Linked DNA regions of Homo sapiens: region 1 is linked to region 2. Evidence: chromatin contacts called from ENCODE Hi-C data. All regions are on one chromosome and are shown on one strand. The core of a region is the stretch at or near the end of the contact, and the rest is flanking DNA. Distances in the headings are between cores, read along the strand shown.

Evidence for each region. Hi-C counts contacts between places; a loop is a spot of excess contacts on that map. Pooled maps may share reads with other maps.
Region 1: a map of endothelial cell of umbilical vein shows a loop between it and region 2 (3-fold over the local background). The contact joins two enhancer-like sites. A Hi-C loop is called at or near these places in 5 of 168 maps with a recorded cell type or tissue (CD8-positive, alpha-beta T cell, Right ventricle myocardium inferior, cardiac septum and 2 more), 1 of 37 single-sample maps with no recorded cell type and 3 of 50 pooled maps.

The regions. Positions count from the first base shown.
Region 1 is chr1:184,294,969-184,299,983 of GRCh38, forward strand. No RefSeq gene overlaps it. Among named protein-coding and RNA genes, the nearest start is that of C1orf21-DT, 89 kb to the right of the region's middle. Within about 2 kb of position 1,808, at least 24 of the 41 ENCODE cell types and tissues checked have a DNase peak (open chromatin) inside an H3K27ac peak, as active enhancers do.
Region 2 is chr1:184,327,071-184,331,827 of GRCh38, forward strand. No RefSeq gene overlaps it. Among named protein-coding and RNA genes, the nearest start is that of C1orf21-DT, 57 kb to the right of the region's middle. Within about 2 kb of position 3,346, at least 2 of the 41 ENCODE cell types and tissues checked have a DNase peak (open chromatin) inside an H3K27ac peak, as active enhancers do.

The DNA.
Region 1 (5,015 bases), core at 558-3,057, 34 kb before region 2:
AAAGGCTGGGCTTGTGGTTCTTCTTAGAGATGAACAATCTTGAATCTTCTATTTCAGATTCTTGGCTGGAAACACCTTATCTTAGAGTCCCTCAGGTTCAGACCTGACCTAAGACACATGTTATTTCTTTACAACCACTGAGTCTGTTAGTGTTGTACACATATTAAATGCTTAATGGTTTGCTGAACAAATCTTCATAGATACTTCAACTCACCTATTTAAATAAAGCTGAACCTGAATGAAGAGATCTCCATGTCTGGATAAGGTCCATGGTTTGTTTCCAAAAGGGGCAAAAGTTGGATGCAGCCAGAGATTCTTTGTTGATTTGTTCATAGTTATCTATTTTTTGAAGGTTGGTTTGTTTGTTGTACTATGTTTTTTATACAGCTGAATTGATTGCAAAGGTAAAATAAGAATTTCCTTTCCCAGGGCTATATTCATTCTTCCCAACTGAGGTGGAAAATTCCAGTATTAGTTTTAGCAGTACTTGAACCATCTTCTCCCTAATATAGTGCTTCTAGGGAACATGGGGAAATTCTTAAGCCTGGGTAGCCAATATGAAAGATCCAGAAAGAATCAAATATAATGAGAATGTCTGAAAGAATTTGTTCTCTCAAGCAAACTGGTCTATCAGAAGGACTAATAGCTTGGGCCTATTTTGCTCACCATTTTAGAGGGGCTACTTAATCTCCTAGTGCCTGAGTTTCCTTGTCTGTAAGATAGGAATAATAGGCCAGGCATGGTGGCTCACGCCTGTAATCCCAGCACTTTGAGAGGCCGAGGGGGTGGATCACTTGAGGCCAGGAATTCCAGACTAGCCTGGCCAACATGGTGAAACCCTGTCTCTACTAAAAATACAATAATTAGGCAGGCAGGGTGGCACATGCCTGTAATCCCAGCTACTCAGGAGGGAGACTGAGGCAGAATAGCTTGAACCTGGGAGGCGGAGGTTGCAGTGAGCTGAGATCACACCACTGCACTCCAGCCTGGGTGACACAGCGAGACAAAAAAAATAAAAAATTAATAATAATAATAATAATAAAGAGTGTTGTGAGGATTCAATGAGTTACACATGTAAATACTTGGAAGCGTGCCTGGAACATAGTAAATTTTTGATTAATGCTAGTTTTCATTATTTTTCTTAATCTAATTTTTTCTGAACTTGTAAAATACATTTACACAATAGCAGTCACCTCTCCTGGGGGATTTAGAAATAGTACCCACTATTTATTGAGCATTTATTATGTTCCAGTCCTCTGGCACATGTCTACTTTGATCCTCACACTAATCCTATGAGAAAGTTATTATCATCAGTTTCGGTAAAGAAACTGAGGATCAGAGAAATAACTTGGCCATACCTAATAAGCAATGGAGCGGGGATTTGAACTCCCACCCTACTGGGCTAGTTCTCTAAGATCCTAAAGAAACTGCTTTGTATCCCAACATGAAACTGAACTCAGTTAAAAATAAGCACACGGGCTAAAGACCTCTTTTCCCTGACTTATCTCTCATAGCATAGATTGCTTGGTGCCTCTCAGAGAATTTCCGTTTAACACCCTGAGATTAGTTGGCCTTGTGGCTCTGATCAGTGGAGGTCTGTTTAACTCAAGTCACATGTGGGTATTTTCACTCCAATCATAACGTCAGTTCTAAATCTGTTGGTATGTCACAAAGGCACAAGTTAAAACCCAGGAAAAAACTTGAGCTGTTACTGTTCCCAAGTAGAAACATCCTTAGCAGCTTATCTGAACAGAAGGCCAATCTAAAACCTTGGAGGTTTGCCCAGCCCCGGTTTCCTGTCTAACTGAAAGCAGAGAGCCCAGACACAGAGCCAAGAAGTTCACGCTTGTGGGATCAGCAACCTAAATTTGAGAATTCGGATCAGTAAGACCAACTGCAGCCTGCAGCTAGAGCGGTGCTGGAGTCATGGGCCCGATGGTCCCAAGGGTGCAAGGAAAAACTTATGAGATGACTAAGGTAATTGTTAGGAATGAAATCAAAATACAACTAGGCAAACCAACTTCCCAACTGGCAGAGGAGAGAGAAATCTCCCTGGGATTATTTTTATAGATTAGTCTGCTATCTTTAGCTTCCAGAAATGATTTTTTGCTGTGTGTGATAATGCTGGTACTGACGTGTACCGAGCACTTACCACATTTGTGATACTGCGCTAAACACTTTACACACTTTACTTCAATCATGAGTGATTACAACTCAGGTATATGGACATGATTGAAAAGACTGGTACACAGCTTCAGAGTTTCCATAGAGGGTGTCGTTTTAGCAGAATCTTTACTAAAATGAGCCACCCCTGTCCTTAAGAGCTGTATCACCTCACCTGGCTACCCTGTTTTCTAGCACAAGGTCACCTTGAGTCAAGATGTTCAGTTTTGTTGTCACTGTGCCATGGCCATGACTGTGGGAATAACCCCATCTGCTTACCTTGGGAGATGGAAACTTTGACGAACTCAAGGTCCTTCCCCAGATACTTCCAGCTACTTCCCAGTGATGCCTCCTGCTCTGGCTACCCTAAACCTACAGTCAAACTATGTCTCTCTGCAGCTGAAAACCCCCCTTAATTGCAGTAAACAGGATAACATCTGTGGGAAGAAAGGCAACTATCTCTTCACATGTTGTTTTCTTAGAGGGGAAGCTTTCCTGGATAACCAAGAGACTTCATGTCTCATTGGCCAGCATTTGATCATGTACCCATTTCTAAATCCATCAATCACAGGAATGTGACTGCCGTGTTTATCTTGGACTAATTGGGATCTGCCCCTCAGCCGGGGATAGGGTCAACTTCCCCTGAATCAAGTGAATAGAGGTAGATCCCCGAATAAATCAGAGTTAAGAAGGAAGGGCTGGTGAGACTAGACACAGTAGAGCAGCCATCAGTGTCCTACGCAGGCCTCCGTATTTCACGGAGGTAGTTTCCCTCCCTCCCACCTCATGCCCCAGATGAAGTCTTATTTTCCCTTAAGTATTGCTACTCTAGGTCTGGGTCTTGCTGTTCCCCCAAAAGAAATATCCCTCTTCATATTCCCAACCACTCTTATATCTACCTTTATTACAACATTTACATATTTTTTCACGCCTATCTTCTTTTACACATATCTCTCCTAGTTAGACTATGAGATCATAGAGACCATGTGTTACTCATTTTTAAAATTTCCAGTACCTAGCATAATTCCTGGGATAAAGTAGGTGCCCAATAAATGTTGGATTGATATGATTTGTGAATTTAGTTTATGAAAGTCTATTTCAGCATTACTTAGAATTGGATAGAACAAGTTTGGTTTTAAAAGTGGGAGAAAAAGGAAGATGATAATATTGTTTCATAATCAATTTTTAACCTGCCTAATTCAAAAAAAAAAAAAAGGATGTAAGGGAGCAGGGGTGCTGTGTGTAATGTGCTGTGCTTAATGTTGCTTTTCTTTTATTTCCCACAGCACACAGGACACGGTGGGGATGCAGCATCTTGGACCTCATCCGCCTGTGCTCTAATTCAAAGACAAATATGTTTCCCAACTTGCCCAAGGCTCTGGCAGGGAAAACTCAGATCCCCAAACTCAGGTCGTTCTAGTGCAGCAATAACCAGCTGGGTTTTCAGCAACTTGGATGGAGCCATCTGTGTTCCCAGCCCACATAAAAATATGCACAAGAAGGGTGCAAATCAGCAAGTCCACAGCTTCCAGAGGCCCCAGCTGGGATGTGCCCTCCCTTTGGGGACTAATGAAAGGTAAATCCAGTGTCAAAAGACAGAGGGCCAGCAGCAAGACTATGGAGCTAAGTGAGTCCAGACTCTGGTCCCTTTTCTGACTTTGCCTGAAATAGAGCCCATCTGGCTCCCTGGCCACTGTGCTTGTGTGAAGGGCACTGCAGTGCATGCTGAATGCCTGGAAAATTACCAGAGGTCTCCTGCCTCTCTCTCTGGGGGCACCAGGAACTGGCCACATAGGAACTCTCTTCTCTGATGCTCTGCATTCCTCTGACTGCCTGGTCAACCCTTAAGCTTTCACATAATGAGCCTGGTGAGCCCAGGTGGTCAGGAATAGAGGGGCTTTTTGTGTCTTGGTCTTAAAGAAGGGAGCCCCTCAGATTTTCCCACATACTCCCCCTTCCTTTCCTACCACTCCACATCACAGAAGGGAATTTAGAGTCGTCTTGGCTCTCCGGCTAAGACAGAGGACAGTAGATTCCACATGAAAAGCCAAATTAAATGGGGGTGCTGTTACTCAGCCACCCAGGTGCAGATGGCTTTTGGCAGCCCAGTACTGGGCGGTGATTGAGAAGAGTCTGTCTCGAAGTCATTACAGTTAATTGTCACAGAGTTACAGACTCATCTGCAGGCAAAGAGCCAGCTCAAAATCCCCAGGGAATTTTCAGATGGATTAATAAACAAAATGGCATATGTGTAAAGCAGCTGATTCTCTACAAAGAAATGATAGTATTATTTCTTTACTCTTCATTCCTGGACCCAGGACTATTTTACAGTCTCTTTCACATCTTGGAAGGCATTTGTCCAACAGGGCTCTGAGTCAGGGGAAAGTATTTTCTTCCTTGTTTTTATCTAGTAGCACAGACACTTTCACTATGGGGTTAGTGCATTTTTCATGGCTCCTGGTTCATCTCAGAAAAATGCACATCAACCCAGCCATCCTGTTGACTAAGTGGCATTCACTAAGCCAATATTCCACATAGAAACACTGATGCGGTCTTAACAATGGTAGAGTAAATGGCATCACCACCTGTCTACATACGTAAAACAGGTGCACAGTTGGGAGCTGGAGCCATAGCCTCATTGATATCATAGACAGAAACAGGATCTGTTCAATAGCACTGGTACTGAGGAGAAAAGCAGCACAGTACTGGATCCTGCACATCACTTCCTTTTCCAGTTTCTTTGATTTTTCTGCTAAAGTTTATATGATTACTCCTGAGAAGCAGGAATTGCCTCAGAAAGTTATCCTGCTCTTTGGCATAACCGCCCTGCTGGCTCACCCTGCCCCACAAAC
Region 2 (4,757 bases), core at 2,096-4,595:
AGCAATTAAAATTATAAAGAATAAATCTAACAAAGTATGGGCAAGACTTATGAAGAAATTTATTAAAATGTAACGAGAAACATTAAAGAAGACCTAAGAACAGAGAAACCATGATTATCTAAGAGAAGATTCATTATCATTGAAGTGTTGTTTCTTCCCCAATTGGCCTATAATTACAATTCGATTCCAACAAAAACCTAACAGAGTTTTTGTGGGACTTAACTGATTCTAAAACTTATATTGAGAAGACAGCATAAATATAGTTAAGCCACTTTTGTAGAAGAATAATTTGGAAGCCTTGCTATATCAGATTTTAAATTTTATTCTAAAGCCATAGTAATCAAGAATGTAGACAGAGATAGACAAGTAGAATCAGGAAATAGGATAAATATTTAATATTTAATATATAGTTCTACACATACATGAAAACTTGATATAGGACGGAGGAGGCATTTAAAACAGTGGGCAAAAGATATAATGTGCTGAGATAACTGACTTTATGTTTTAAAACATTCTTTTTATTTACTCTCTTTGTCCCACTGGAAGGTAAGCTCCATGAGAGCAGAGATTTGGTGTGTTTTCTTCACAGCTGCATCTCCAATGTCTAGAATAACTCAGGCATACAGTAGTTATTCAGTAGATATTTTTGAACTACTAAATGAAAAATCCATTTTATTAGTTTTCATTGCTTTTCCTATTATTATATAACAAAATATTTACAGTTTCTATGAAGGTTTGGAAAAAATGTTTCTCTCTCTCTCTCTCTCCCCCTCCCTCCCTCTCTCTCTTCCTCCCTCTCTGTCTCCCTCCCTCTCTCTCTCTCTCCCTCCCTCCCTCCCTCTCTCTCTCTGTGTGTGTGTCTGTGTGTGTGTGTGTGTGTGTGTGTGTATTTCTTTCCCAAGAGCCCAAGGAAGTCACTGAAAGCTAGATATAGCAAAATGGTAGCTCAACACCAGATGCAATTATTTAATAATAAACTCTAAATTTGTTTGCCCCCTTAATAAAACTCTATATTCCAATATTCAAAATTATTAAACAAAGTAAGGAAATTGTTGTTTATTTCAAAGATTTTTGTATGCTGCAGATATCACAGGTTCCCTTTAAATATTTATATTAAAATATGGTTCAACCCATAAAGCCATAGGAATATGTCTGTTTTGCCAAGTAAGGTAGCTCATCTGTATCTCTTATGAGAATTTTAATAAAACAAGTATTAAGGCTTCTTTCAGACAGTTCCAACAGCATGATTCTAATTTTTGGTGTCCTTTAAAATATCAAATTACTCCTGGCTATGCTTCCTTACAGACCACCAAAGACAATGGAACTTAGCCAGCTGACAAGGATATTTATAATCAATCATGGCACCCTCCAACAGTTCCCTCTCTCACACCTATTGGTCTAAGAGAGTTTGTCTGAGAGAATCAGGTGACATTGGATAGTTCAGAGCAAATCCAAGAACCCACCTGGGAAATTGAGCCAATCCACAGGTCTCTCAAAAAGCATTCATTTATGCTTCATTAAGCATTCATTATGACCAAGAATTTGTGGGTTCCTATCACTTGTCAGGCACTACCACATCATTAATATTGCGGAGTCCAAGAGTTATATTTGCTATTATCATACAAAGTCTGAACATCTCAACCAGCTGAGGTATTAAGTTCAAACTCTGAAGCAGTAAATAGCGGCACAGTGATTTGGCAAGTCTTAAAATGGCTCTGTGAACCTTTCAGTTGAGTGCAAACACCTGGTATCAAGGTTCTCCTTCATCTTGAGACCCAACAACCCTCCTCCCCATACTGTACCCCAGGCCCCTTTCACTCCACCACTGCAAACTCTCACTCTCTGGCAAACAGCCCAGCCTCACTCCTGGCTCTGGAGGCTGGCTTTTGTTCTGACTTCTGCCTCAATCTAGAAGACCCTCCACTTCCTCTGTGTCCATCCAAATCCTACTTTTCTTCAGGGCTCCGCCACTCTGACTGTGTTCCCCCCATCAAATGTAGGGCACTCCAACAGCCCTGATCCCAAGTGTGAAGCTGTGGCCTCAGCTGGACATCCTGTCTGGTCTTGGTTAGCGGAAAGGCAACAGAATGAATGTCCACTCCAGGTAAGAAACCTCTTCATTTTATAGACCAAGAAACTAAGATATAGAATGATTGAGTGACTCTTTCTAAGAAACAAAGTGGTTAGCGTGCTAGAAATAGGAAGTTGGTGGGCATAGTGAAAAACATTTGTTTCTCTAAAGGGAGAAACATCTGAATGTAAATCCCGCATTGACAACTTACTAGCCGAGGAAATTCAGGGAAGTTACTCACCTTCCTCAATCACTGCTCCCATACTATAAATTGACAAGGATAATATCTTCTTTGCAATATTGTTGTGAAGATAAGATATAAAGAGATAAAATATCTGACTCATACTAAGTGTAACTGTGGGAACCCACTTCTTTCTTAATTTTACTACCCTGCTTCTCTACAAGACTGTAATCTGCTTGAAAACAGGATCTATGTTGATCCTACATTCTATAGTCCCCTACGTTCTCCATAACAGCCAACACACAGTGCACAGCATAAAGTGGGAGCTTCAGAAATACTGTTTTTTCCTTTTTCTTTTTTTGAGACAGGGTCTTGCTCTGTCACCCAGGCTGGAGTGCAGTGGCACGATCACAGTCCATTGCAGCCTCACCCTCCTCTGGGGCTAAAGCAATCCTCCCACTTCACCCTCCTGAGTCGCTGGGACTACAGGCACATGCCACTACACCCAGCTGATTTTTGTATTTTTTGTAGAGATGGGGTTTTGCCATGTTGCCCAGGCTGGTCTCAAATTCCTGGGCTCAAGCAATCCTCCTGCCTCGGCCTCCCAAAATGCTCTGATTACAGGTGTAAGCCTCCATGCTCAGCCCAAAAAACACTTTTTTAAATGAAAAAGCTTGTTTTCCGGAAGGACAACATTCACTTAAATGAATGTTCTCTCAAAGAACAACTATGACTTAAATAAACAATGAATTTAAGTCTATTATCTTGTTTTTTCCATTTTTATTGCTCTATCATACACTTATCTTTTATATACATTCTCTTATATGACAAATTATTGTGTAAACAAATAAAATGTTAGTAATGAATGAGACTTCTACCCTATAAGAGGGTAGTATTCTTGGATAAAATGTAGGAGCTTATATAGTTTTAATCCATGACAAATAATTAAGTGCTTCCCAATGCTAATTTTTATTTTAGTACTAAAACTCCAAATATCAGAGCCGAAAAGATTTCCAGAATCATGCCAAAGGGTAGCTCCTAAGTTTACTCTGGCGCAATGCCACTTACAGGGTGAGAAAAAGTTCATGATTTCCCATTGTGTGAATCACGTGTACAAAGTCCTTTTGTCCAAGTGGCCTTGTCATGTGAGACCGCTAAGTATCTTTCACTTGGCCTTCCAATCACGTCCAAAGTGTCATACCCCCAGAAGCAATTTGATGTATGAATAATGGAAGCCTGAACTGAAGCTCAACAGTTTGTAAGAATTGTACTGTGCCTAGTGAACCAAATGCAGACCTCTCCAAAGCTCGCTCAGAACATTTACAAGATGAGGAAAATTCAAATTAAGAGTCAAAGGCATTTCAGGGCTGAGAGGTAAAAATAGAATACTGGTCAGGTTATTGGAGGACAAAGAACAAAAAGTTTATTTTGTTTGAGAACAGAATTGGAATTAGAATGGAGTTCATCTCATTTTAGGACTTGCTCATTTTACCAAAAAGAAGTAAAAGCAAACAAAAATTTATTAGAGAGTAGAAGGTAAAAGAATTGGGATTTGATTTCTCACATGGCATGGGAATAAAAATGTGCAAGATTTTTCCTGTTTTGAAAAATTATCAAAGGGTTATTTAGTGGGAATCTATGTTTTAAATTTCTGCTTTAAACTACATCACTTTAACCTTCTAAGCCTACCCGATTCCCCTGTAGCTGTGGAATCACATGAACCCACAAAGGCCTGTGTCTACTTGTTTTACTCTGCAGATTCTCAATCAGCCTTCATGAATGCTTGTTTTGACACTTTCCTTTTAGCAATTCTGTGTGCACTTCCCTAGCTCCTTTCGTCCACTAACAAATCTTCATTAGACTTCGTTAGACCTAAGCTTTTCAGCCACTTAAATGCGGAAAACTACATATTTTAGAATATTATCTAGGTCATCTACCTGCCAGAATTACATGGTAAATTTCTCAATAAAAGATACAATTCGACATACCTCAAGCATGTATATGTGTTAAAGTGATATTCTTCTAAGGAAAATATTAGCAGGCATCTATACGGTTGTTGGGGGAGGGGAAGAGTTCTATTTTTCTTTAAGAATTTCTTGAGAAGGAGCCATATTCCGAGTCCTTATTACACTCTCCAACAGAAATAGGTGAGATAAAAAGAAATTGTGAGCAGATGAGATATCCCTCCAATGATGTTAATTATGGAAGTTATTTCTGGGGCCTCTTATGAAATCTTTTCACTTGATTTCCTGGCTAACAGAGTGGCTAGATCTAAGGCTACTTTATGAGCTGAGTGAAAGAAACACAGCACAGGTCTTCCAGAAATCTCTAGAAGGGCCCCAAACATTCCTAATCATCTAGTCCTGTCCCATTACCCAGGAGGTTTCAGGGAACCCAGATCCTCTTTAGAGGTGCCCTTGGGAATATTGGTCTTATTGATTTAAAAATGATGGCGCTGTGGCCGGGCACAGTGGCTCACACCTGTAATCCCAGCGCTTTGGGAGG